Linked DNA regions of Homo sapiens: region 2 is linked to region 1. Evidence: read pairs that join two places in POLR2A ChIA-PET (ENCODE). Cell type or tissue: PC-3. All regions are shown on one strand. Links, peaks and the distances in the headings refer to the core of each region. The heading gives the core; the rest is flanking DNA. Region 1 overlaps ALG14 (ALG14 UDP-N-acetylglucosaminyltransferase subunit). Region 2 overlaps CNN3 (calponin 3).

The links. Peaks named below come from ENCODE experiments on the same cell type or tissue, not always from the same donor. Only the 100,000 strongest peaks of a DNase experiment are listed, where the experiment ranks them.
Region 2: POLR2A ChIA-PET joins it to region 1 with 6 read pairs; 3 of 35 experiments call an interaction of 5 or more read pairs at or near these places.

The regions. Positions count from the first base shown.
Region 1 is chr1:94,981,253-94,985,650 of GRCh38, reverse strand. ALG14 (ALG14 UDP-N-acetylglucosaminyltransferase subunit) reads left to right here. Exons shown (of 4, transcript NM_144988.4): 4 at 2,345-4,398. The coding sequence ends at 2,575. Among named protein-coding and RNA genes, the nearest start is that of CNN3, 56 kb to the right of the region's middle. In PC-3, for the core only: no CTCF peak of the experiment used is centred there; a DNase peak (open chromatin) is centred at 2,110; H3K27ac peaks cover 717 bases.
Region 2 is chr1:94,896,335-94,900,732 of GRCh38, reverse strand. It overlaps CNN3 (calponin 3), which reads left to right. Exons shown (of 7, transcript NM_001839.5): 6 at 1,216-1,362; 7 at 2,650-3,776. The coding sequence ends at 2,991. Among named protein-coding and RNA genes, the nearest start is that of CNN3-DT, 28 kb to the left of the region's middle. In PC-3, for the core only: no CTCF peak of the experiment used is centred there; no DNase peak of the experiment used is centred there.

The DNA of each region.
Region 1 (4,398 bases), core at 212-4,211:
TAGATGTTGAAATGAACACATGGATTTGTGCATTTTTTTAAAGAGGAACAAATGTGAAATTCTTTCTGTGACATTCAAGATCCAGCAATCCTTGCATTATTTTTTAGCTGTAGTTTTTATTTTGTTCTGTATTATTGAAACAAAGACTAAGAAAAGAACACAAATAATCCAAGGATTAGGGAGTGCATTAATAGAGTGGTTGTCAACTGGAGACATTTGGCAGTGATTGGAGTCATTCTTGGTTGTCTTGATTACTGGAATCTTGTGGGTAGAGGCCAGGGATGCTGCGAAGCACGCTAAGTAAGATGCACAAGACAGGCCCCCATAACTAAAATATCCAGTCCAAAATATTAGTAGTGCCTGGCAATAATTGGATTTTTGGAATTCTAAACATTGAAAAGATTCAGAGCAAGTTTGTAATTTAGGTTTAAGACAAAGAGGAAAATTGTAGAGTTATAGAACCCTGAAAGACATTTAGTCCAGCCTACCCATTTTCTAGTAAGGTAACTGCTAGAAATAAAAAAAAAGTGACCTGAAGCAACGTAACTCCTTCACCTCCTAAACATGTGATCAAGCAACTTGCCCAACTTCTGTGTGCCTGCCTTTTCTCCTCTGCAAAAAGGGATGATACAACTTGCTTGTGCTCACTTTGGCAGCACATATACTAAAATTGGAATGATACAGAGTTATTAAAAACAAAAAAAAGAAAAAAAAGAGAACTTGTCTCAAATTATGATTGCTGTGACGATTAATTAAAATGTAATACACGTAAAATGTTTAGTGCAGTACTTGGCCATAGTGCGTTGTGAATAAATAGCAGTGGTGAGGGCCGAGGTGGTGATTGTTCTTTATGCTGTTGCCCAGAATCACAGAGCTGGTTTGCAGTTTGTTTAACCTTGTTCCCCTGACTCTCAGTTCCATTTTCTATTACACTGCCTTGGGGGACTATGAAGAAGGGTTATAGGGGCAACTTAATGGAGATTAAAGACCAGTCTGGACAGCAGCTTAGTAGCTGGTAATTCAAGGGAAAGTCTGAAGACAAATTCTCCATAAAAGACAGAAAGGGGATTTGTAGATGGTAGGTAGAGAGCTTTGAGGAAGACATAAGGAAGATTGGTCTCATCTAAAACAGACTCTTTTCCCAAAGCTCTGTGAATGGTGTTTCAGGTGGTCACACCTCCTGGTGGAGCCTAGACCAGGTGACCTTTTTCAAACCCTACAGCCCTGACCATGTTCACATGGAGGCAAGATGGCTCTCTTTCTGTCGGGGAGAGTCCTTGAAATGCTGGGGTGGTATAAACAATATAGACAGTATATATGGGAACCTTTCCAACTCTAAGATTCTCTGGTGCTAAGTTTTGTGGACCTTAGGCTGGTAAGATCATGTGACATAGAGCATGCCCAATAGATATGTGTAGACAATCACAAACCTCTTGTTTTATGGTTTGTGGAATAAAGTGCTTTATTAGATTTTACTAATTCAGTCAACATGAGCATATAATTAAGATGTTGTGTAAAATGCTTTTTCCTCTGAAAACAGTAATATCTTACCAACAATTCTCTGAAACAGGTTTTCTCTTATTTTCTTCAATGGCTTATAAAAATTCAGCTGGGCTCGGTGGCTCATGCCTGTAATCCCAGCACTTTGGGAGGCTGAAGTGGGCAGATCATGAGGTCAGGAGATCGAGACCATCCTGGCTAACATGGTGAAACCCCATCTCTACTAAAAATACAAAAAAAAATTAGCCGGGTGTGGTGGCGGGCGCCTGTAGTCCCAGCTACTCAGGAGGCTGAGGCAGGAGAATCGCTTGAACCCGGGAGGCAGAGGTTGCAGTGAGCCGAGATCACGCCACTGCACTCCAGCCTGGACAACAGAGCGAGACTCCATCTCAAAAAAAAAAAAATCTTCATAGTCAATTAAAGATATTTTCTCCCAAATCAAGAATAAGTTGGTACATTAAAGAAAACAGTGAATCTCAGTTGATTTTGTTTTCTGTATTTTTATGTGACATTCAAGGTCCACAGAGCAGTCAGAGAAGAGCAACACATGCCTGTCCGATGAGTGCTGACTGAGCACCAGGAACTGTGCTAGAAGTTAGAAGTTAAGTGATTTGCCCTGAGTCACACAGTTGGTAAGCAAGAGAGCCAAGACAACACAGCTCTGCCTGGCTCCAAAGTGCATGGGCTTAAACATGCGCTGTTTGCTGCATCCTGGTTCTTGACAGAGAAGGACTTATTAGAATCATAAGCAGATCCCCTCTGAAATCAGGCTGTTCTTAATGCAAAATGCCTCCCTTAGATTATTATTCTGTATTTTCATTTGACCTTCAACTTTTTCTTTCAGGTGTTGTGTAACGGACCAGGAACATGTGTTCCTATCTGTGTATCTGCCCTTCTCCTTGGGATACTAGGAATAAAGAAAGTGATCATTGTCTACGTTGAAAGCATCTGCCGTGTAGAAACGTTATCCATGTCCGGAAAGATTCTGTTTCATCTCTCAGATTACTTCATTGTTCAGTGGCCGGCTCTGAAAGAAAAGTATCCCAAATCGGTGTACCTTGGGCGAATTGTTTGACAAATGGCAACTGACTTCTTTAGAATTTTGCAGTTAACAGTAGTATGTACTCAAATTGGGGGGAAAAAAACCCTACATGTTTCTTGTAAAGGCGTCTGACAGTCCTGAGAATTATTGATGGTAAGGAATAAAAAATGTACAGATGACTCAGTGAAGAAACTGAGGCTTCTCTTATGAAACAAACATTGATAAACGTAACTACTAAATGTTTATGCCTCTGTAAACCAAATTTCTTTTCTAGATAAAAATATGTATTACTACCTGCAAATTTTCTTCTGGCTGTTTTAGTAGTATTTTTTTTACAGAACTAAATATAGAGTTTGTATGATTAGTAATATTTCCTGTCCTACAGCTTTTTTTTTTTTTTTTTTTTTTTGTAAAGTATTCTGCATTGTAAAAGAAGAGAGAAAAAAAGTATTTCTGAGTTTTGGTTCAGATACAAAAGGCTTTATTTCCTGTATGGAAACAGTGATGTCCCCAGTGAATCCTTTCAGCATAAAGGAAGCAGTTATATTAAATTGGCTTCATGACAATTTGCACTCCACAAGCCTCCAGAACCTTGAGCATAAACCAGTATCATTTTTTGTACTTCAGTCTTGCTTTTTGAGTAGTTGGCCTTAATACAGAGTATCTTTTAAAATCTCTTGTTTAGGCCGGCATGACGGCTCACACCTGTAATCCCAGCACCTTGGGAGGCTAAGGCGGGTGGATCACTGGAGGTCAGGAGTTTGACACCAGCCTGACCAACATGGTGAAACCTTGTCTCTACTAAAAATACAAAAATTAGTCAGGCGTGGTGGCACATGCCTGTAATCCCAGCTACTCGGGAGGCTGAGGCAGGAGAATCGCTTGAACCCGGGAGGCAGAGGCTGCAGTGAGCCGAGATTGCACCATTGCACTCCATCCAGCCTGGGTGACAAGAGTGAAACTTCGTCTCAAAAAAAAAAAAAAAAAACAAAACTCAATGATGTAGGGACTGTTATTATTCCCATTTTACAGATGACTTGTCCAAGATCACATGAGTAGTAAGTAGCAAAGCCAGAATTCAAGTTCAGGTAAACCTGACTTCTTAGTGGGGCCAGTTTCACGGGTGTGTGGCCTGTGCAGTCACACAGAGTTCTGCACTGAAGAGGGCCTCCACTTGGTTTAATGTTCTGCTGTGACTCTCTTGAACTTCTGAATATTTTTTTAAACAATGAACTTATATTTTAGACCCTCTGAATTCTTTCGCTGGTCCTGCTTGAGACTGTGTTTCTAGTGGTGCCATGTCTACTGGAATAGAAGTACAATAGTTAGTGCAGTGCCTGGCCCAGGAGCTCCTCAAAAACAGGAATTCCATTTCCTTCCCTCTAACCTCTGCTTCTTTAACAAAGCAGCCAAAAAAAAAAAAAACAAAACAAAATAAAAAACAGAAAAGAGAAGATTCTCTCCTGTAGTATATATAGGTTTTTTCCTCTTAAATCTTTTGCTTTATAAGTATGATATAAATCTAATAAATAGTGATTAGTGAAGTGATTGAATTTTTGTGAAAAGAGACATGATTATCCACGATCATGTAAGATTAAAATCCTGAGGCTGATCCAGCCTTTTTTCTTTTTTTTTTTTTTAAAAAAAAAAAGCAAAAAAAACAAAAAAACTGTCTTCTCTGAATCATGTAACAGGCGCATCTGTCAGCCGGACATCTTCCTAGGTTTTTGGCTGGAGAAATGTGTAGCCGAAGGTGTCTCAGAATGGTGAGAACACTTTGCTGTCTGGATTTAGTGGGCCTGGGGCAGCCAAATGATAGTTCATTGTGCTTTGATTTTAATCCTCAAATCTCAGTC
Region 2 (4,398 bases), core at 168-4,167, 85 kb after region 1:
TCATTGCTAATTCCCCAAATGCTGTTGGCTTTACTCTCCAAAAGCCACTGTACCTGCTTGATACAGTGCCCCTTTCTACTGAGTCTATGCAAGTTAGATTTATTTTTACACAGTACAAAATTGTATTGGTGGTGAGAAACTGGAAACCTAAATTTCAGAACAGTAGTCAGTTGGTTGAATTACAACTCCATAAAAGCAAAGTGTAATGTAAAATTATACACTAGAGTTTGAAAAGATAGGTTATGGGGGAAAAAAATCAGATCATCAAATACTGTGGTCAGTATGGATTTTTAAAATTAAAAATGCACATGTTTTTGTATGTATTTGTATATATGTGCATCTATAGATATATACATAGACACATAGGTTAAAAAGCTAAAAGGATATTCACAAATGTTGACAGTGAATGGATGGTGGTATCACAATGATTTTTCCCCCCTCCTTTTTGCTTATATGTGTTTTCTGAATTTTCTTCAATGAACAGATTTTATATTAGTAATAAAGATTTTCTTTAATCTTATTTTTAAAGAAAAAAGATCCAACATCAGAAAAGTGTGCCTAACCAGTGGAACAGGGTGTAATGGTTGGTCCTGAAGCCATACTGTTCTCAGTGGGGAAGAAAAATTAATTATTGTTTCCCTGAACTTTGCTGAGTTCAAATTCCTCATTCCACCTTTCTCCAGCTCTGTCCAAGGACATGGGAGTTACAGGAATAAAATGTGGTTCCTTTCTGGAGAAAATGTTGGTGATTTTGAAACTTTAAAAAGCCCTTGTTAAGCTCCCAGAGAAAACACTTGGCATTTGCTTTCACATTTTATGTAAAACATTCCTGGAGTAGAACAGCATATTGCTTGGCCTAGGATTACTTCTGTTGAAATAACCGAAGCTGGTACCTCTTAATTTGGTTATCTGGGGAAAGAGTAGCAGAGGAAATTATTCTGCCACTGTAATGACTTTTGGTGTGTCAGTCCACCTGTTAAAGTGTGTTTAATTCTTCTATGTATGAGTTTTTATCTATAGTGACTTTAAAATTTTCTTTTTAAAGTTAGCACTTGAAATTTGTTTGTAGACACATAGAAGAGTTGACTGGAGCCTCAGCTCAGTAACTTGTCGGTTGTGCCCCTTCTGTCTTTTTGGTAGCATGGAAAGTTTTGTTTGTGTTGTGTATATTGTTGACATCTGATAATTTGTGCAATTTTATTTTTAACTTAAAAGATGGGAACCAACAAATGTGCCAGCCAGGCAGGTATGACAGCTTACGGGACTAGGAGGCATCTTTATGATCCCAAAATGCAAACTGACAAACCTTTTGACCAGACCACAATTAGTCTGCAGATGGGCACTAATAAAGGAGCCAGCCAGGTAAGCAATACCTTTTTATACGTGTACAAGAGTACACTTACCTTATTTTTATTAACCAGAAGTTTAAAGTAGGTATTTTTTGTATAGTTTATTTAGAGTATATTCCTTCAGGAATGTGGACTTTGCTGGGAAAGCAAAATAATCAAAAGACCTTTTCGATAGCAGCAAAAGCATGATGTGTCTCGTGGTTTTTGTTGGCAGTTAGAACAGCTGGCCTTTCTACCTAGCCAGCAGAAAAAAAGATATGTTTATTACAGTGTTCTTGCTCCAAAATCCAAGTAAAATATTGCTCATTTAAATGCTGACTTTTTTTTTTAAGGAGCCCTTAATTAATAGGTAAAATTACCTGGTGTTCCACTAAGAAGGATTTAACTAGCATTCCTATTAGATGTGTCAATATAAGGAGATGGAAATGCAACATGGTGAAAATACCAGTATACCACATCCAAGATAGAAATATTTCCTTGTTAAAAATAGATCACCAGCACCTCAGAAGGAAGTTCAACAACCATTTGAGAACAGACAGGTCTCACATCCAACAACAGCTGGGATAGGGTTTGAAAAACATTTTCTTACCGAGTCCAAGGGAGATTTATCAAACTTTGCCCTTATGGAACACATCCTACCGGGTGCGGCATTATGTCTCTCATAGCTGCCACTCACGTTTACTTTTCTACCCACTCTGAACCTGGAAGTGTGTGCTTGATGTAAGTAGAGAGATGAAGTATGAGTTACTGTACTCTGAAAAAGAGGGGAGTGGCTGTGAAGTGGCTGGTTCTTCTGTATCTCAGCCTTTTGAAAAGACTCAAGTCCTTAAGATCTGCTCAACATAGTTTCTGTTGAATATATTATAAATTTTTGAAATTGGTAACCCAGATAATGTATGTGGTCCCCATGGGCATTCACATGGAACTTTCTGGTGTGGAAGCATTATGATTTCACATTCTTTATGTCTCATTCTCTCTTAAATCCAGAGTAGGTAGTAATGTCTCCATTTTGCAGTTTGAGAAACCTAAAGCTAAATTTACGTGTTTGAGGCCACATAGTAATTTTATAGCAGAGCAAGGATTTTGAAGAAAGGTCTCACCTAGCTCAAAAGCCAATGAATATTGCTTCATGGAAGTGATTCGGTATCAGGATATTTTGGTTAAGCTAGCTTTACCCCTGAACCAAATGAAAGTTCATGTATTACTGTTCATATTCAATGTGAATTCTATAATTTATAAATTATTCACAAGAATAGATTCTAGCTGCTGTTTTAACTTTTATACTATGTTCTAATACCAGGCAGGGATGTTAGCACCAGGTACCAGAAGAGACATCTATGATCAGAAGCTAACATTACAGCCGGTGGACAACTCGACAATTTCCCTACAGATGGGTACCAACAAAGTTGCTTCCCAGAAAGGAATGAGTGTGTATGGGCTTGGGCGGCAAGTATATGATCCCAAATACTGTGCTGCTCCTACAGAACCTGTCATTCACAACGGAAGCCAAGGAACAGGAACAAATGGTTCGGAAATCAGTGATAGTGATTATCAGGCAGAATACCCTGATGAGTATCATGGCGAGTACCAGGATGACTACCCCAGAGATTACCAATATAGCGACCAAGGCATTGATTATTAGATCCACACAGAAGGAGCTCAGTATTTAGTCCTTTGTTTTTATTCAGTGAGAACCAAGCTAGCCTTGAGTAATTTTTATCTTGTCTTCCTAAAACACTATTAAGCTTATTGTACTTTTAAGAAAAATTGCCTTACGTACATTCCTTTTTCCTTTTTCTGCCTCTTCCCTCAATAGTTGCCTTTTAGTGCTGTAATAGTTAAATCCTACAGCATAATCAATAACTCGCATATGAAGTAAAAAGGAATACTGTGAAAGGGGAGTACTCTTGTACAGCCAGTTCTTTTATGCAAAAATCTATGCATTTTTACAATCTTATATTAAACTGGTATTTTCAAACAATAGGAAACTTTTTTTTTTTTTTTTTTTTTTTACAGTTTAGTGTATCTGGTTTCTACATGGAAGACTAAACTCATGCTTATTGCTAAATGTGGTCTTTGCCAACTAAATTTAAGATGCAGCATTTTAGAAATTTACATATCAATGTTTCTACAGTATTGTTTGCTAATTTTTAAATAAAGTCATGATCAGTGTGCATTTGTGATTATATGTGTACTCATTCTCTTACCTAGCGAACAAGATCTTTTCAGAGTGGTGTTTCTAAAAGAGCATGTACAAAAGTGGCCTGTGGACATTTAGGCCTGGGTGATGCATTTGCTCTTCCTGTTTGTGCCAATGTATCAATGTAGAGTTGCTCTGTTTTCTTCAACTGTATTTATTGCTGCATTTCTCAGCATAAACTTATCCCATTGTATTTTTTATAAATAAATATTTTTTTTGAACTTTCATATGAACCACAGGCTGATTATTTTCTGGCTAGCTTCTAGATAGGTAGGGTCAGATTTTTTTTTAAGTACCTTTTTCCTAGGTACTGTTACAAGGTACATTAACATTTTATTTACTTCACACAACACTGCACTCTATGCTTAAGGAGATTGAGGCTTAGGAAACCATTACACATAGTAAATGACAGAATTCTAATCATTTTCTGACCCTTGCTTATTTCACTGACTTGGCTGGCCCAGATTCATCTTAAATTCAACTTGGAATAATCTTAAAATCTTTAGGAATATTGACAGGAGGGGTGGGGAATTTTCCTATCTTAGGGTAAGTAAACATGAATAAGAAACATGCTAGGTCAGCCATAGGATGTGCTGCTTGGTAATAAGCCAGGGTTTATAGTGAAACATAAACCTTCAGTCCTGACAGAGGGAAGGACAAACAATAGCTAGGTGTCATAGTGACAAAAATGCAGTCACTAAAAGAAAATTAGTAACTCACACTTTCCGACATTGTCTCAGCCAAGCCATGTCTTCTAATAGGATTGGCTCTATTAGGTTTGGGGGCGAAAACCGTCTGTTTTTTGCTGAGAGATGAGGAGTATATACACATGGTTTGATGAGCCCACAA